Linked DNA regions of Homo sapiens: region 1 is linked to region 2. Evidence: chromatin contacts called from ENCODE Hi-C or POLR2A ChIA-PET data. All regions are on one chromosome and are shown on one strand. The core of a region is the stretch at or near the end of the contact, and the rest is flanking DNA. Distances in the headings are between cores, read along the strand shown.

Region 1 (3,017 bases), core at 261-2,760, 210 kb after region 2:
TTGATCAGGTATAGGTGGACCAGATGTGTAACCGTTTGACAAGGGCTAGATTTGGTTGCTGTCTATGGCCTCATAGGTCATGCATCCTAATGCTTCTTTTTGAAAGAACATTTACCACCAGATACCTAGGGCTAAGGAGGGGTTCCTATGAGTCAGCTGTATGGTAACTTGGAAGAAAAATTCATGGTGAAGGTAACCCGTGAGGAGATTATTTAAAAACCAATGGAGGGCTGACAGCAGTGGCTTATGCCTGTAATTCCAGCACTTTGGGAGGCTAAGACAGGAAGATCGCTTGTGGCCAGGAGTTTGAGGCCAGCCTGGGCAATGTAGCAAGACTCTGCATCTATCAAAAATAAAAATAATTAGCCAGGCATGGTAGTCCCAGCTACTCAGTAAGCTGAGGCAGGAGGATCACTTGAGCTCAGGAGTTCAAGACTGTAGTGAGTGATAGGGCAAGACCTTATCTCTTAAAAAAAGAAAAAGAAAGCAACAACAACAGTGGAAAATGCCTTGGGGAAAACAGCCCCAAAGTGTGATCTCTGCCTCAACCAAGAGACACACATGACAGATTCCAACCATACCAGTAATGCAGATTTTTTTTCTTTATTCTGTCTCTCCTCCCCACTGAGTTAGACAGCAGAGAGTCTTGCAGGAGGGGGAGGAGGAAAAGCAAAGAGAATAAATGGAAGACATCCTCCTTCCTGCCCTTCTCCACTGAAAAGGAGAAGCCCAACTCAAAGCTTCTCCGAAGTCCAACTCAGGCCTGACTTACAGAAAGAAGAAAGAAGCGGGAGGGCACAGTGGCTCATGCCTGTAATCCCAGAATTTTGGGAGGCCAAGGCAGGCAGATCACCTGAGGTCAGCAGTTCAAGACCAGCCTGTCCAACATGGCGAAACCCCGTCTCTACTAAAAATGCAAAAATTAGCTGGGCTTGGTGGCAGGCACCTGTAATCCCAGCTACTTGGGAGGCTGAGGCAGGAAAATCGCTTGAACCCGGGAGGTGGAGGCTGCAGTGAGCCAAGATCGCACCACTGCACTCCAGCCTGTGCGACAGAGCAAGACTCCGTCTCAAAAAAAGAGAAAAAAAAGAGGAAAGAAGCTTTAATCAATTGAGACAATAAAGTCTTTCTTCGGATCGGGCTGGATTTTTTAATAACTGGATAAAGGTGATTAATTTGTTAGTGACCAGGAGAGTCTACAAGGCTCTGGGATCTGCCTGAGATTCCTTCTGGGATCAGGGCAGAACAATGCAACAGGACAGTCTAAAAGAGCAGTTACTGAGAAGAAATGAATCTGCTTCCATTTGCACCCTTCCAAGTCTAGCTCATGCAAAAGCAGTTGTACTCAGATGACTATTTTACTCACCAGCAGCCACAGCTTATGAAAAAGGAAATTGACAAAGGAAGAGGGTGAAGGGGCATAGGCAAGAAGAAAAGTCTTGAACTAGTGAGCACTGAAATCAAAACCGCAGGCTTATGGTTAGAGAAATTTCCCCCATTTCATGTATGAGGAAGCGAATACTTCCAGAATGTGAGTGACGTGTCTTAGATCACACAGCTTAGAGTGCAGCAGAGGCTAAAAAGGGACAAAGGTTGTCTGGTTCCAAATCCCAAATAGAAGATGGACTCGATCCAGAGGTGACTCATGGTGGGGAAGGCAGGGGTCCAGGATCCAGGAAAACACCATGAACTGATAGAGCAGTTCTGCAGGATGAAGTAGCTTTTTCTATCTGTGTGAAGCCAACAATATGAATGAGTGGAGAAAAGAGCGCATAGCTTTCATTCTTCCAGAGTCTGAGTTTTGCAGGGGATTGACTGGGATTGAGAATACATTTGCAAGATATTTTGTTTTTCTTCCCAGGCTTTTGGTTTTTAAGAAAACAGTCTGGCCAGGCACAGTAGCTCACGCCTATAATCCCAGCACTTTGGGAGGCCAAAGCGGATGGATCACAAGGTCAAGAGTTCGAAACCAGCCTGGCCAACATGGTGAAAACCCGTCTCTACTAAGAATACAAAAATTAGGCTGGGCGTGGTGGCTCACCCCTGTAATCCCAGCACTTTGGGAGGCTGAGGTGGGTGGATCACCTGAGGTCGGGAGTTTGAGACCAACCTGAGCAACATGGAGAAACCTCATCTCTACTAAAAATACAAAATTAGCCAGGTATGGTGGCGCATGCCTGTAATCCCAGCTACTCGGGAGGCTGAGGTGGGAGAATCGCTTGAACTCGGGAGGTAGAGGTTGCAGTGAGCCCAGATCGTGCCATTGCACTCCCGCCTGGGTGACAGAGACTCCGTCTCAAAAAAAAAAAAAAAAAATTCTGGAGCCTGGGAAGTCCAAGATCAAGGCACTGGCATATTCAGTATCTGGTGAGGGGCTGCTTCCTTGTTCGTGGATGGCCGTCTTCTGGCTATAACCTCACATGGCAGAAGAGGTGAAGGAGTTTTCTGAGGTCCCTTTTATTTAATTAATTAATTAATTAATTAATTTTTTTGAGATGGAGTCTCGCTCTGTCACCCAGGCTGGAGTGCAATGGTATGATCTCAGCTCACTGCAACCTCTGCTTCCTGGGTTCAAGAAATTCTCCTGCCTCAGCCTCCCAAGTAACTGGGACTACAGGTGCACCCCACCATGCCTGGCTAATTTTTGTATTTTTAGTAGAGATGGGGTTTCACATGTTGGCCAGGGTGGTCTCAAACTGCTGACCTCAGGTGACCCGCCTGCTTCGGCTTCCCAAAGTGCTGGGATTACAGGCGTGAGCCACCGCACCCAGCCTGGTGTCTCTTTTAAAAGAACACTAACCCCATTCATGAAGACTTCACCCTCATGAACATAATCACCTCCCCAAAGCCCAACCTCCTAGTCTCCTCCCCTTGAGGATTAGGCTTCAAGGCATACATTTTGCGGGGACACAAACTTTCAGTCTATAGCAGCTGGTTTAATTGTTGAATACACTTCCATGGTTTAAAAATAGAAAAACATGGCCGGGCGCGGTGGCTCACACCTGTAATCCCAGCAC
Region 2 (3,218 bases), core at 247-2,746:
TCTGCCTCCCAGGTTCAAGCGATTATATCACGTCTCAGCCTCCAAGTAGCTGGGACTAGACACGCACCACCATGTCCGGCTAATTTTTGTTTATTTTTTATTTTTATTATTTTTTTGAGATGGAGTCTCACTGTGTTGCCCAGGCTGGAGTGCAGTGGTGCGATCTCGGCTCACTGCAACCTCTGCCTCCCAGGTTCAAACAATTCTCCTGCCTCAGCCTCCCAAGTAGCTGGGATTACAGGCACCCGCCATAACGCCTGGCTAATTTTTGTATTTTTAGTAGAGACGGGGTTTCACCATGTTGGTCAGGCTGGTCTGGAATTCCTAACCCTGTGATCCACCCGCCTCGGCCTCCCAAAGTGCTGGGATTACAGGCGTGAGCCACCGTGCCCCATTTTTGTATTTTTAGTAGAGATGAAGTTTCACCATGTTGGCCAGGGTGGTCTTGAACCCCTGCCCTCAAGTGATCTGCCTGCCTTGGCCTCCTAAAGTGCTGGGATTACAGGCATGAGCCACCGCACCCGGCCTGATTGCTCTAATTGTAAAACAGACTCAAGTTTTGTAGAGGGAAACCTCCACAACAAATTTTAATCTTTTTTCAAGAGACAGGGTCTTGCTCTGTTACCCAGGCTAGAGTACAGAGATGTGATCATAGCTCTCTGTAACCTTGAACTCCTGGGCTCAAGCCATCCCTCCACGTCAGCCTCCCAAGTAGCTAGGACTATATAGGTGCCTATATCGGCTAATTTTTTTTTAAGAGATGGGGTCTCACTATTTTGCCTAGGGGTGTCTCGACCTCCTGGCCTCAAGTGATCCTCCCACCTTGTCTTTCCAAAGTGCTGGGATTACAGGCATGAGCCACTGTGCCTGGCCTAGATACTTAATTCTAAGGAATTGCCAGTTTGTGTGACACTGCTCCTCTAGTCGCATGTGTTTTAAGAACCCTTATCTTACAGAGAAACATACTAAAATATGACAGATGTAACAAGGTCTGGGATTTGCTTCAAAATGGAGGGCAGTGGAGGGCAAAGAAGGTGGTAGGTAATGGATAAAAGAAGAATGACTGTAAGTTTATTTTTTTTCTCTGCTGTTTGAATCAGCAAGTATGACCGTAAGTTGATTATTGTACCTGGTAAAATAGAAAATTACCAACTAACACGGGTAAATCCTATTACTCTGTCCCAGAAAGTTGGCAAATTTATATAAAGCTACCCCAGAGGATTCAACCTGCTCCACAGGTCTCTTTCTGATAGATACCAGTGGCAGTCAAATGTGTTACTTTTAATTAAGCAACACGAGAGGTTCAATTCTCACCCAGTTTGCATCCAACCTGTGAAATAAGATCTAGAAAACAGGAATTAAAGTGTATGTTCAACTAACTCACATTCTAACTAGGTGCTAACGTTTAATGGGAACTGATATAGATGAAACCAAGATTGCTCCATAACGGATGTAGCAAACCAAATATACAGCAGAGGAAGCCACAGGCAAACCACTGAGTTCTCTCTCAGCCTGCTGATTCCGACCACCCACCCACTCACTCTTCTCCACCCAGCTTCAGAGGGAAGCAATTAAAAATAAAAGCAGCCTTTACCCAAGAACTTATTAAAGAGCACCTGAGCTCAGAACCAAGTTAGCTCAGTGAACAGTCCCTTCAGCATGTCCAGACCATTATTGTGATTACTGTAGTGAAGAATGATAACCCGAAAGCTTTGAATGACCTTCAGTCATTAGACTGTATTTAACTGAAGCAAAAAAAAGTTACCTTTTCAAAAATTCCTGAAAAATATGGCTTAGATCCAAAAGGCTTCATTTACCAAGAATATTTCAATCTTTGCTATACTACATAGTAAAATAGTATATTTGGTTTAAAGTACATAAACTCAGGTGACAAAGATCCAGATATTGTAGAATTTCAAACTTACCTTCTCTATCTTGCTGCCCTTTTCCATATATTAGAACAAGTTTATTTAGATTTTGGGGACAACTAATTATACCTAGTATATAATATTTCTCACTACTTGACAAAGTATTACCTGTTAGCAAAGCTGATTTCTCCAGTCTCAAGTGAACCAGTTATAGCCATTTCCTAGCCTAGCATGTCAGAATATTTCATAATGTGACTGTCTTGAAAACAAAGATGGTCAACTTTGATTATGTTGCTCCATTGCTGCTTCTCTGACTTAAAGGCCATCAGTTTGACTTCTTGCTGAAAAAGCAATAGAACACCACAATCAGGTTTACTTATTCACTCAACAATCATTTATTGTTTGTGTGCAAGGCACTGTGTTAGGTGCCAAGAGCAGAAGGAAGAAGATACAAATATGAATGGGCATATTCTGCCCTCCAGGAACATACAATCTAAGAGTGATTAATTGCATACAAATAACTGTAATACCAGATAGAATGTGGTAAGTGCCATGGGAGATACTACTATAGGAAGCTTTCTTAGCTCTTAACTTCAAAGACCAGGTCAGGTTTTGTCCTACTGTAGTCTGTGGCAGGCATGAAAAGGCAGCTGAGGGGACCTGCTAGGCTTTGATGAACTGAGCTGCATCTTGGATTTCGCTTCCTCTTCTTTCTCAGCCGAGGTTACGGTGATTAGCAAGGGCAGTTGCTACCACTGAAAGGATAGAAGGAAAAAGGCAAGGGAAAATGATACGTACTAAGATGCACATAGGAGCACTCGATAGTAGTCTATGGACCGGGCCCTGGGTACTGCCATTATAGAGGGAAGGGGAAGAGGAGTGGTAAGGGAGAGAGAACACTGGACTAAGCCTCAGCATTCAGATGTTCCCAGTTACAACACCCTGAACGATCTCTAGGCCTCAGCATTCAGATGTTCCCAGTTACAACACCCTGAACGATCTCTAGGCCTCAGCATTCAGATGTTCCCAGTTACAACACCCTGAACGATCTCTAGGCCTCAGCATTCAGATGTTCCCAGTTACAACACCCTGAACGATCTCTAGGCCTCAGCATTCAGATGTTCCCAGTTACAACACCCTGAACGATCTCTAGGCCTCAGCATTCAGATGTTCCCAGTTACAACACCCTGAACGATCTCTAGGCCTCAGCATTCAGATGTTCCCAGTTACAACACCCTGAACGATCTCTAGGCCTCAGCATTCAGATGTTCCCAGTTACAACACCCTGAACGATCTCTAGGCCTCAGTTTATCTTTGGGATGAGGGAGTTAGACAAAATGATCTCTAAGG

What was found. Hi-C counts contacts between places; a loop is a spot of excess contacts on that map. ChIA-PET counts read pairs that join two places held with the same protein, here RNA polymerase II (POLR2A). Pooled maps may share reads with other maps.
Region 1: a pooled map shows a loop between it and region 2 (3-fold over the local background). The contact joins two enhancer-like sites. A Hi-C loop is called at or near these places in 1 of 168 maps with a recorded cell type or tissue (endothelial cell of hepatic sinusoid) and 9 of 50 pooled maps. POLR2A ChIA-PET finds 5 or more read pairs at or near these places in 5 of 52 experiments (B cell, CD8-positive, alpha-beta memory T cell, HepG2 and 2 more).

Annotation. Positions count from the first base shown.
Region 1 is chr1:224,167,629-224,170,645 of GRCh38, reverse strand. No RefSeq gene overlaps it. Among named protein-coding and RNA genes, the nearest start is that of DEGS1, 14 kb to the left of the region's middle. RefSeq lists enhancers at 1-555, 556-1,525. Within about 2 kb of position 1,510, at least 9 of the 41 ENCODE cell types and tissues checked have a DNase peak (open chromatin) inside an H3K27ac peak, as active enhancers do.
Region 2 is chr1:224,378,474-224,381,691 of GRCh38, reverse strand. CNIH4 (cornichon family member 4) reads right to left here. Exons shown (of 5, transcript NM_014184.4): 5 at 2,240-3,218. Among named protein-coding and RNA genes, the nearest start is that of MIR4742, 18 kb to the left of the region's middle. Within about 2 kb of position 1,496, at least 5 of the 41 ENCODE cell types and tissues checked have a DNase peak (open chromatin) inside an H3K27ac peak, as active enhancers do.